Linked DNA regions of Homo sapiens: all the other regions are linked to region 3. Evidence: chromatin contacts called from ENCODE Hi-C or POLR2A ChIA-PET data. All regions are on one chromosome and are shown on one strand. Each heading gives the region's core, a stretch centred on a gene start or an enhancer-like site at or near the end of the contact. The rest is flanking DNA. Distances are from core to core; before and after follow the strand shown.

Region 1 (3,293 bases), core at 669-3,168, 370 kb after region 3:
TGGAGGTCAGAGAAAAATAGGCTGGGGGAGAGGAGGTGAGGGTGGGATCATGTGGGGTCATGTGCAACTGGGCTGGTGTCAACAGCCACTATCTTTGAGGTGATGGCCCCGATGTGGGTTGCTCTATCTTCCAGTCATTTCTATGGGTCTTTCCTGGACTGACGCATGGGCAGGGCTGCTGAGAAAAGCTGTGCCTCTGCCCCAGCACCCCCTGACCCCATCCATCAAGTCCACCCTCCAGTTGGGAGAAACAGCAGTGACCATCACATGGTAGGGAGTGAGTCATCTACCAAGTGGTACTGACCATGGTCCTCTGGGGCCCTGAGGAGAGTGTGTGTTCTGTTGGCCAAGGCACTCAGGGAGTGTGTCCTGAGAAGTAGCCCAAGATGGCATGGAAGATCATAGAAAAACAAAGAGGGAAGAGGCTCCGGCAGGGAGGCTGCACAGGAGTAAAGGTGGGCAGGGGATTAGGTGGGGGCTGTGATGGATGAAGATTGTCTGTTCATGGGCCAGTGGTCTTCAGTCCACCAGCCCCGGAGAAACTCTGTTCTACTCCTTGCTTGAGCTCTGGGCTTTCAAGGTCTTGTCTGTCAAGGTGATCATGTGGATCAAAGGAGAATTAAATTTTCTCCATTTTTATTCATCAAAGAAATGATTATGCTGGTCAGAACTGCTGAGGGCAGCTGAGCAATGGCAGGGAGGCTTATGTCGGGGAGGCCTGGGGAGGCAGTGAATCGTAGACCTCACCCATTCCCTTCTCTGACACCCCCCGCCCCCGATGCCTGCAACTCACTTTCTTGTGGCATAGCTCAGAGCTCCAGGCCTAGAAAATCAGAGGAAGATCCTGGGGGCCCAAGAGGGAGGCTGGGGACAGGTGGGGAGCGGGTAGCTCAGCCACTCAGTCTGGATGCCTGTCACCTTCCGTTCTGGCTGGCCAGCCACATGAAGGGCCCATTCTGCTGCCCATTCACAAGGGGCTTTCATCTCTGCAGCCAGTGAAGCATTGCTCCCATCTCAGCCAGCAAGGAGACACAGGGGAGGGGGTGTGCAGACTTGCCATGACCTCAGACTCCATGCTGGAAAGGCATGGCCCTGGGCCAGGGCATCCTAAGCAGCCCATCTGCCCCAATCCCCCAGCTTCCAGGCCACCAGAGTCCTCAGCAAGGGGGATCTGAGTAAGAGATGGGCAGTGACTCCCCAACTCTTGTAGAAACCTAGTCCTCCCATTTCAACAAGGGTAAGGCTGACCTCTCTTCCAGCTTATTCAGGGCAAAAGATGGCCCTCCCATCACAAGAGGGGCAGGAGTCCAGTGGGTCATGGCTCAGCCCCCTGCTCCTTTCCCAGGGAGCAAGGTAAGTATGGTGGCCTTCAGGACAGGGCAGGAAGACCAAAGCCTGAACCCTTGCGCAGCCATGGGAGAAGACAGCACATTAGAGGGTAGCCCCTGAGACCCAGGAGAACAGGGACTGACTCACGGTGTCCTTCCAGGGAGGAGGGAGGCAGTCATATCCACAGCCCGCCCTTGAAGAGGGGCGAAGTGGAGCTGGCAGGGCTGCTGGTAAAAGCAGCACCCCCGACCCCCACCCCTCAAGTCCATTCTCCAGTTGGGAGAAACAGCAGTGACCATCACATGGTAAGCAGTGAGTGGTTCTGTGAGCTGGGCCTCCTGAGAGTGGACCCTTTCAGCTGTGGCCTGTCCATCTGTCCAGCAGCCACAGCCCCTGTGATGTCACCAGCCCACTGTGTTGCTTGGCAACTTTCCAGGATTAGCATTCTGCCCCTCTCATCCCTGACATCCCACCATAGGCTGATGTTGCCATGGCAACCCGGATAGATGCTGCAGCTTTTTGGACAGCTGTACCTAGTGTGGGAAGTGCCAGGCAAAAGCAGGGAAGCAGGTGCCTCTCTACAGGCCAAGGGGGGTACCCAACCTATACGCAGACCCATTGAGCAGCCAGACTGCCCTAAACAGGGCTATGGAGTCCTTGTCCCTTCTAAGAGCTGTGGACACCTTGCCTCCAGTTCCCCTCACAGTCCTTTCTTCCTTCTGCAGTGATCACTGAGTACCTGTGTGAATGCCAACAAGAAAAATAAAACCACAGTTTGGATTCAGGAAAGGTTGCACCACCATCAGGTCTTGAAGGGTGAGTAGGAGTCCGCCAGATGCAGGAGTGGATGGAGACAGGTTCTAGACAGAGGAAGCAGAAGCCTGTGCAAGGGCTGAACCACTGTCTCCAGGCATAGATTACACCCTGCCTCTAGGTTCCTCATGGCCTGGCCTCTCCATCTTTCCCACTCAATACACTTTATGGTGGGGATAGGGTCCAGTTCAGTTCCAGACACTTAGTGCCCAGCAACAGGCCTGGCACCAAGCCAGCACGACTAAAATGCCAAGTAAAATTCAACATCAGGGCCTATGACCTCCCCTAGTACTAACCGTCTCAGCAAGTCTGTTTCCCCATCTGTGAAATGGGGCCAGTTTTGAGAAGGCTGTGGGCAGGGGTTCTCAGGTACAGATGGGGTGATGTTTTTCTTTTGGTTCTTTTGGTTTGTAAACCACTTCTTTCCCTTACAGAAAAAATTGGAAGACTAGTACATGGACATCTGTGACCTTCAGATTCCCTAATTGTTATATTGCAGCACTTTTGCTTTATCTCCTCTTTGTCTTTTTATCTAGCTATGCTTACCTATATGTATAATTTTTGCTGAACCATTTGAAAGGAAATTGTAGCGGACATTCTGACGTGTTTCTTCAAACACTTCAGGCCACGTCAACTAAGGACAGTCTGATACAACCACAGTAGCATTATCACATCTAAGAAAATTAACAATAATTCAATATTCAGAATAGGGCAGGAAGATCAAAACCTGAACCCATGCCAGGTGCTGAGAGCAGATGAGGGGCATCAGAGGGTGGGCGCCCGAGCCGAGGGGTGTCGGGCGCATCCGCTGCCCAGCGGAAGCGGCGGCCTGAGTGGAGTCACCGTGCAATGGGTGGGTGTGGCTTTGTGAGCCAAGCCCCAGGAGAACCAGAACCCACCTTTTCCTCAGTGCCCTGACCAGCTGTCCCGCAGCTGTGGCTTAAATGCCAACTTCCAGTTCGTAAATTTCTTCAATTATTCCTCCCCAAATTATTTACATATGTATATGTATTTAAATCAGGATTTAATCAAAGTTCTCACGCTGCATTTAGCTGTTTCGCTGCTTACTCTAAAAGGGCACAGGAGGGAAGATGGGTGGGTAATGGAGCCTAGAAGAGTGACGCTCCCTGGTCGGCCCTAATCCTGCCGAT
Region 2 (3,523 bases), core at 500-2,999, 310 kb after region 3:
TCGTTTGAACCTGGGAGGTGGAGGTTGCAGTGAGCTGAGATTGTGCCACTGCGTTCCAGCCTGGGCAACAGAGCGAGACTCCATCTCAAAAAACTAAAAATAAAAAGTAATGAGACAGGGTCTATTTTGCCCAGGATAGTCTCAAACTGCTGGGTTCAAGCAGTCCTCCCAGCCTGTAGCTGGAATTACAGATGTACACTGTGACTTTTTCACTTACTTTTGAATGCAGATTTCTATAAAGCTATAATTAGCTGGATAAAAGTTAGGGCCTTAGGGCTTGCTGTTTAATAAGCAGCTTAGTTCATCTTCTCCAAAAAGACTATGCTGTCATCTTGGCTGGGGCACAGTGGCTCATGCCTGTAATCCCAGGACTTTGGGAGGCTGAAGCAGGTAGATCACTTGAGCTCGGGAGTTTGAGACCATCCTGAACAACATGGTGAAACCCCATCTCTATCAAAAATACAAAAAATTAGTAGGGCATGGTGATATATGCCTGTGGTCCCAGCTACTTGGAAGGCTGAGGTGGGAGGATCACCTGAACCCAGGAGGTGGAGGTTGCAGTGAGGGGAGATTGTGCCACTCCACTCCAGCCTGGACAACACAGTGAGACTCTGTCTCAAAACAAAACAAAACAAACAAAAAAATGGGGCCAGGCCTGGTGGCTCAGGTGTGTCATCCAGCACTTTGGGAGGCTGAGCAGGCAGATCACCTGAGGTCCGGAGTTTGAGACCAGCCTGACCAACATGTTGAAACCCTGTCTCTACTAAAAATACAAAATTAGCCAGGTGTGGTGGCACATGCCTGTAATCCCAGCTACTCGGGAGGCTGAGGCAGGAGAATCGCTTGAACCCGGGAGGCGGAGGTTGCAGTGAGCCAAGATCGCACCGTTGTACTCCAGCCTGGGCAATAAGAGCAAAACTGTCTCAAAAACAAAACAAAACAAAAACAGCCATGCTGTCAACTAGAACGTACCAAAGCTCAAGTGCTCAGGAAGTATCTATTGAATTACAAGGCAAACCACCTTCATGACCTCAGCTTTACTTGACCCTTCTCTGATTTACTCCTACTTTATAATTTAGGTGAATTCTCTCACCAGGCAACTGACAGCCCAAAATTGCAGCCAAGAAGAATATCCAACAGGTCGCAGAGCCAATGGTAAAACCTGTATAATTAACTCAACTGAGAGGCTCTCAGAACCCACCCCACCCCGGCTTTTTTTTTTTTTTTTTTGAGATGGAGCTTCACTCTTGTCGCCCAGGCTGGAGTGTAATGGTGCCATCTCAGCTCACTGCAACCTCTAGCCTCCTGGGTTCAAGTGATTCTCCTGCCTCAGCCTCCTGAACAGTTGGAATTACAGGCACACACCACCACACCCAATATTTTTAGTAGAGATGGGGTTTCATCATGTTGGCCAGCCTGGTCTCAAACTCCTGACCTCAGGTGATCCACCCACCTCGGTCTCCCAAAGTGCTGGGATTACAGGCGTGAGCCACTGCACCCAGCCTCAGACCCCCTTTCCTACCCATTAACTCTAGATTTCATTTCCTACACATTCTCCAGGGAAGACTGGAAAAACTGCATCAGATATTTCCCACTGCTATATTCCACAGTGCAGGACTTCAGGGTTGAACCTGTCCACAGCTAGGCCCTATGGTAGTCTTGCTAGGACTCCTCTAGCCAGGCAGCTTGAGTGCTGTCCTACCAGCCTGTAGGAGTGTCACTTCCTCTTTCCTCACCACAGCCTCCACTACCTCACCACTCCGCCTGAGCAAAAAAAAAAAAAAGGGTGGGCAGCATCCTGTGCCTGCTTCTCTTACCCACATCAACTGCTGAGCCAGCTCGCCCCCACAGCCTGCTTGCCTAGCTTGCTACCATGCCTGCTGTTGTTCCTCACGTCACAAGGCTGAATGAAGCCTGGGGGGTGGGTGAAGTAGGTCTTTCAGTTGCGAGCAGGACAGAGACCAGAGTGGCTGCTCTAAGGGCAGCCATGCTTACCTACTTGTTCATGTCTCCCAGCAGAGCTGAACACGGCAGCAGTCCTCCCACCAGGCCAGGAGGGGGTCTCTTCCTACGTACGTAGTGTCAGAAGAGCCTGTGCATGGCCTGTCACACACAAGCTAGGATGTTCCCTCCGCCACTGTTGCAGAGTCCCATGAGCAATGTGAAAATGTGGCAGGCCCAAGGTTTTCTTCTCTGGTCCAGAGAGGGCGAGGCAAGAGCAGGAAGCAGGTTCTACAGCTCTGAGAATGCTGAGCTAGAGCAGCAGCCTCCAGGCAAATGGGTTACCAAAGCAATTGCCTTCTGCCAGACTGGGTGCTGGGGCCTCAGAGAGACTCCAGTATTCTTGCCTTCCTGAAACCAGGGTCTAGCAGGACAAAACATATTCCAACTAGAGGTTGTCAATCTGGTGAAGGGTTGAGTAAACAGTAGAGGATGCAAGGCAGCCTGAGGTAAGTGCCAGACAGTCTCCGAAGATTCAGGCTGGCTCAGGCTTGCCTTGCCCCGTCAGTCATTGCTGGCTCTATGGCTATTACAGCCTGGGGTTGAAGGCTGGTTCTAGGGGTTCCTCCCACCAGCCCATAAATCTTAGTTACCAAGGGGCAGTCAGAGGCAGTCCCAGGGAGCCCAGCAATCCGTCTACACAGCATTACAGCAAGCTGCAGTGTGAGCCAGAACTAACAGGAGACAACCCAAGCCTCCCTCCAGCTCTGGGAACCAGGCAAACCATGCTACAGAAACTCAAATCGAAGAGGCTGCAGCCATAAAATTCTGTTTAAGACTGTAACATGGAAAAAATGTTTATACGTTAAGTACAAAAGGGACATAAAATTGTATATACAGAATAACGACTATGTAAACACACCAAAAATCTATGCACAGAAATGTCTAGGGGGAACATTTAACACCAAAAGATTAACAGTGGTAGCATTTGGGTGGCAAACTTGATTCTTTCTAAAATTCCCATATTTTCCTTAATAAGCAGTAATTATAATTACAACGGGAAATAATTTCTTTAAGTACCCAGTGCAGTGTCACTGTCAAATAAACATCAGTGGCTTTGGCCCCAATTCTTAAGGTGGCAAACGCCGCTGCCCCACTCCCCACCCATCCCCAATAGGGCTTGAGCACCTGTAGCCCTGCTGAGCACGTCTGTGCAGCCCCAGCCCTCAGCATCTCTTCCACTCGCTTCCAGCTATATCTTTTCCCTTTCCTTCTTAATTCAGGAGGCAGCTTTGCAACCACAGGGCCCAACGATAGAGACTGTGAGGTGGCATTTTTTTTTTTTTTTTTTTGAGACGGAGTTTTGCTGTTGTTGCCCAGGCCGGAGTGCAATGGCACGATCTCAACTCACCGCAACCTCCGCCTCCTGGGTTCAAGCAATTCTCCTGCCTCAGCCTCCCAAGTAGCTGAGATTATAGGCGCATGCCACCACGCCCGGCTAATTTTGTATTTTTAGTAGAGATGGGGTTTCTCCATGTTGGTCAGGCTGGTCTCAAACTCCCGACCTCCGGTGATCCGCCCG
Region 3 (2,768 bases), core at 1-2,500:
TGCAAGAAATACTTGACAGCTTTGTTCTGTTTTCCTGCAATTTCTCAATCAGTCCAGTCCCTGCCAAAACCTAAGGAGGTCTCAATGGCCTCGGATTGGGGCCCAGGGTCCTTCCCACCCAGAGACCTCGCAGAAACAAGACTTTGCAGGACCAGAAACTAAAGGAAACAGCCACGATCTCAGAGCCAAGGGACAGAGTCTTGGATTCTAGGCTCAGTTCTGTTCGGACTCACTCAGTCTTCCGTGCACCATGGGACTCAGTTTTCCCTCCCACTATGTGGAAAAGAATAGCTCACCTCTCGCTCTCAGAGTCGCTGGAGATCTCCTCATTCATCTTGCCGCCACCCTTGGATTTGCCCCTGTCCCCCGCAGAGTCGGCCTGGGAATTATACGGTCTTTTCTTTGGTCAGGGGTCCAGACCACCCTGGCATTGACCAAGGGCCCCCCCCCCTCGGTTCCCTCAGAACCCCAGGAATGGGGAAGGCGGTGGTTCCCGGGTTAAGCGAACGGCTTTCTAGGATTTGGCCCGCGGAGAGAGGGACGAAGCTGACTCCAGCAGGGGTCCAGGGCGAAGGGCTGGGGAAGGGCCGGGACCCAGGTCCCCTGGATGGGATGACGGTTGTCCCAGTAGCAGGGCTGACCGCGGCCCTCAGAAGCGCCATGCTCACCTTTCGCCGCCGCTTGCCGGCCCCCGCGCCAGCCCCGGCCCCAGAGGCCGGCTTTCCCCGCTTACGAGCAGCCGCTGTTGCCGACATGCTGCCCACCAGGCGTGTAGCAGCGGCCGCAGAACTCACGTGGCAGCTGAACCCTCCCAGCTCCCCAGCCGCCTGGCAAGACCCCGCGTATTGATAGGCTTCCACCGCCCGCCGGGCCCCGCCTCCTACTGCTCCATTGGGTCCTTCTGCAGGCTCTGCCACGCCCCCAGGCACCCATAGGATGCACGCTTGTAGCCCCGCCTCCTGAAGTTCCTAGGCTCCCGCACCAGGCTCGAGTAGGAAGCCCGCATCTCCACGGCGCTTCCGGCCTGATGCTGTGGCGCTTGCGCTCTGCTGCTGGCCCACTTCGAAGTCGGAGCAAGAGCCTTCTCTGTGTTTGCGCCCCTTGGCCGCTGGGGGGCGCCAGAGACGCGGCGCCCTTTCGCGTTCTGGAACGTGACTCCTCCCCTCCATGGGCAGCCCGGCGCTAGACCCAACGGGGATCCAAGCAGCCCCGGGGAGAGGGAGGCTGCGTCTGTATCCGGGCCCAAGGTCACCGCGCGACCGGCAGATGCGTGCTGCAGGCCCCGGCCACATGAGCAGCGCTACGGACGCGACTGCCCCGGCCTTGGATATGCCAGATCGAGTGTCCACCCGTCCGTGGGACTGGTCGCCTGACTCGGCCTGCCCCAGCCTCTGCTTCACCCCACTGGTGGCCAAATAGCCGATGTCTAATCCCCCACACAAGCTCATCCCCGGCCTCTGGCGATTGTTGGGAATTCTCTCCCTAATTCACGCCTGAGGCTCATGGAGAGTTGCTAGACCTGGGACTGCCCTGGGAGGCGCACACAACCAGGCCGGGTGGCAGCCAGGACCTCTCCCATGTCCCTGCTTTTCTTGGGTGAGTGTCCTATGGTCCTGCCCACGGCAGGGCAGGGCAAGGCCTGGTGGGACTGGCCTTTGCCCTCTATCAGTTCAAGGCCACTGATCCGGAGTTCTGGCTCCTCAGAACTCTTGAGTCCATTGGGAAGGGCTTCTACAGCTCTGGGTTCTAAGCTCCGGGAGGATAATCTGGCCCCAAGAATCCTGCCCCCAGGATCCTCTGCCCACCCTCCCCCATAGCTCGGTGACTCGGCCCGGCAACCATGCCAGGGCTGAACTAGCTGACACAGGGGGAGGAGCCCCGAAGTGGAAGAGAGAGAGCCTCCTTTCACTTTCCCTACCCCTCAGGACACACAGGTGAGCTGCAGAGGGTAGGGAGCCAGGCAGACCCTGTTGACCAGAGTGGGCAGACTGGACAGAGTCCTAACCTTGCACTTGGGACTGGGGAAAGGGGTGTTTCTGAGTGACAAAGAGCTGGGTGTGGTCTGGGGCTGGGAATGCCGTCAGAGTGGACACAGGATGCAGTGGGAGGCCACCGAAGGGCCAACCCGGGGTGGGGCAAGTTGGTGCTGTGCTGGCCCAGGGCAGGGGTGGGGACTGAGAGTGGGTCGTTGGGGATGAGGAGACCATGGAGGCCTAAGGGCCTCTCTGTGCCCCAGGACAGCCATGGCTCCAAAGCCGAAGCCCTGGGTACAGACTGAGGGCCCTGAGAAGAAGAAGGGCCGGCAGGCAGGAAGGGAGGAGGACCCCTTCCGCTCCACCGCTGAGGCCCTCAAGGCCATACCCGCAGAGAAGCGCATAATCCGCGTGGATCCAACATGTCCACTCAGCAGCAACCCCGGGACCCAGGTGAGCTGCAGTCCCCAGTCAGGCCCAGAGCCTGCCCACTGATAAGCACAAACACACCCAGGCCACCCCCTTAGGACTCTGTTCTGGTTTTGGAGCCCAAGGCCCCCAGGTAAGCGCCAGAGCAAGGCCATGTTCTCCTGACCCCAGACATCAGGGCTGTGTCCCGTCAGGTCCAGGCGGGTCACATCTGCCCTTCAGACCCCATGCAGGCCTCCTCCCACCGCACTTAGGGAAAGGCTGTGACTACATCAGTCTCCTGGGCGCTTGCCCATGTCCCCTCAGGGCAGAGCCATGTCCCTCTCAGATTCCCCCATCCAGGGCCCAGCTGTGTCCCCCCCAGCA

The links. Hi-C counts contacts between places; a loop is a spot of excess contacts on that map. ChIA-PET counts read pairs that join two places held with the same protein, here RNA polymerase II (POLR2A). Pooled maps may share reads with other maps.
Region 1: a loop to region 3 is called in a map of naive thymus-derived CD4-positive, alpha-beta T cell, with 27 times the contacts of the local background. The contact joins the promoter of DNAH1 here to the promoter of PARP3 in region 3. A Hi-C loop is called at or near these places in 1 of 168 maps with a recorded cell type or tissue (naive thymus-derived CD4-positive, alpha-beta T cell), 1 of 37 single-sample maps with no recorded cell type and 7 of 50 pooled maps. POLR2A ChIA-PET finds 5 or more read pairs at or near these places in 1 of 52 experiments (H1).
Region 2: a pooled map shows a loop between it and region 3 (5-fold over the local background). The contact joins the enhancer-like site here to the promoter of PARP3 in region 3. A Hi-C loop is called at or near these places in 1 of 37 single-sample maps with no recorded cell type and 7 of 50 pooled maps. POLR2A ChIA-PET finds 5 or more read pairs at or near these places in 2 of 52 experiments (PC-3 and activated B cell).

Annotation. Positions count from the first base shown.
Region 1 is chr3:52,314,401-52,317,693 of GRCh38, forward strand. DNAH1 (dynein axonemal heavy chain 1) reads left to right here and starts at 1,919. Exons shown (of 78, transcript NM_015512.5): 1 at 1,919-2,145. RefSeq lists an enhancer at 2,433-3,293.
Region 2 is chr3:52,251,667-52,255,189 of GRCh38, forward strand. It overlaps WDR82 (WD repeat domain 82), which reads right to left. Exons shown (of 9, transcript NM_025222.4): 9 at 2,768-3,523. Among named protein-coding and RNA genes, the nearest start is that of PPM1M, 7.7 kb to the left of the region's middle. RefSeq lists an enhancer at 1,765-2,084. Within about 2 kb of position 1,750, at least 17 of the 41 ENCODE cell types and tissues checked have a DNase peak (open chromatin) inside an H3K27ac peak, as active enhancers do.
Region 3 is chr3:51,941,113-51,943,880 of GRCh38, forward strand. It overlaps PARP3 (poly(ADP-ribose) polymerase family member 3), which reads left to right and starts at 1,251. Exons shown (of 11, transcript NM_001003931.4): 1 at 1,251-1,596; 2 at 2,242-2,426. The coding sequence starts at 2,244. RRP9 (ribosomal RNA processing 9, U3 small nucleolar RNA binding protein) reads right to left here and starts at 792. Exons shown (of 15, transcript NM_004704.5): 1 at 669-792; 2 at 297-379. The coding sequence starts at 755. RefSeq lists enhancers at 154-802, 927-1,256.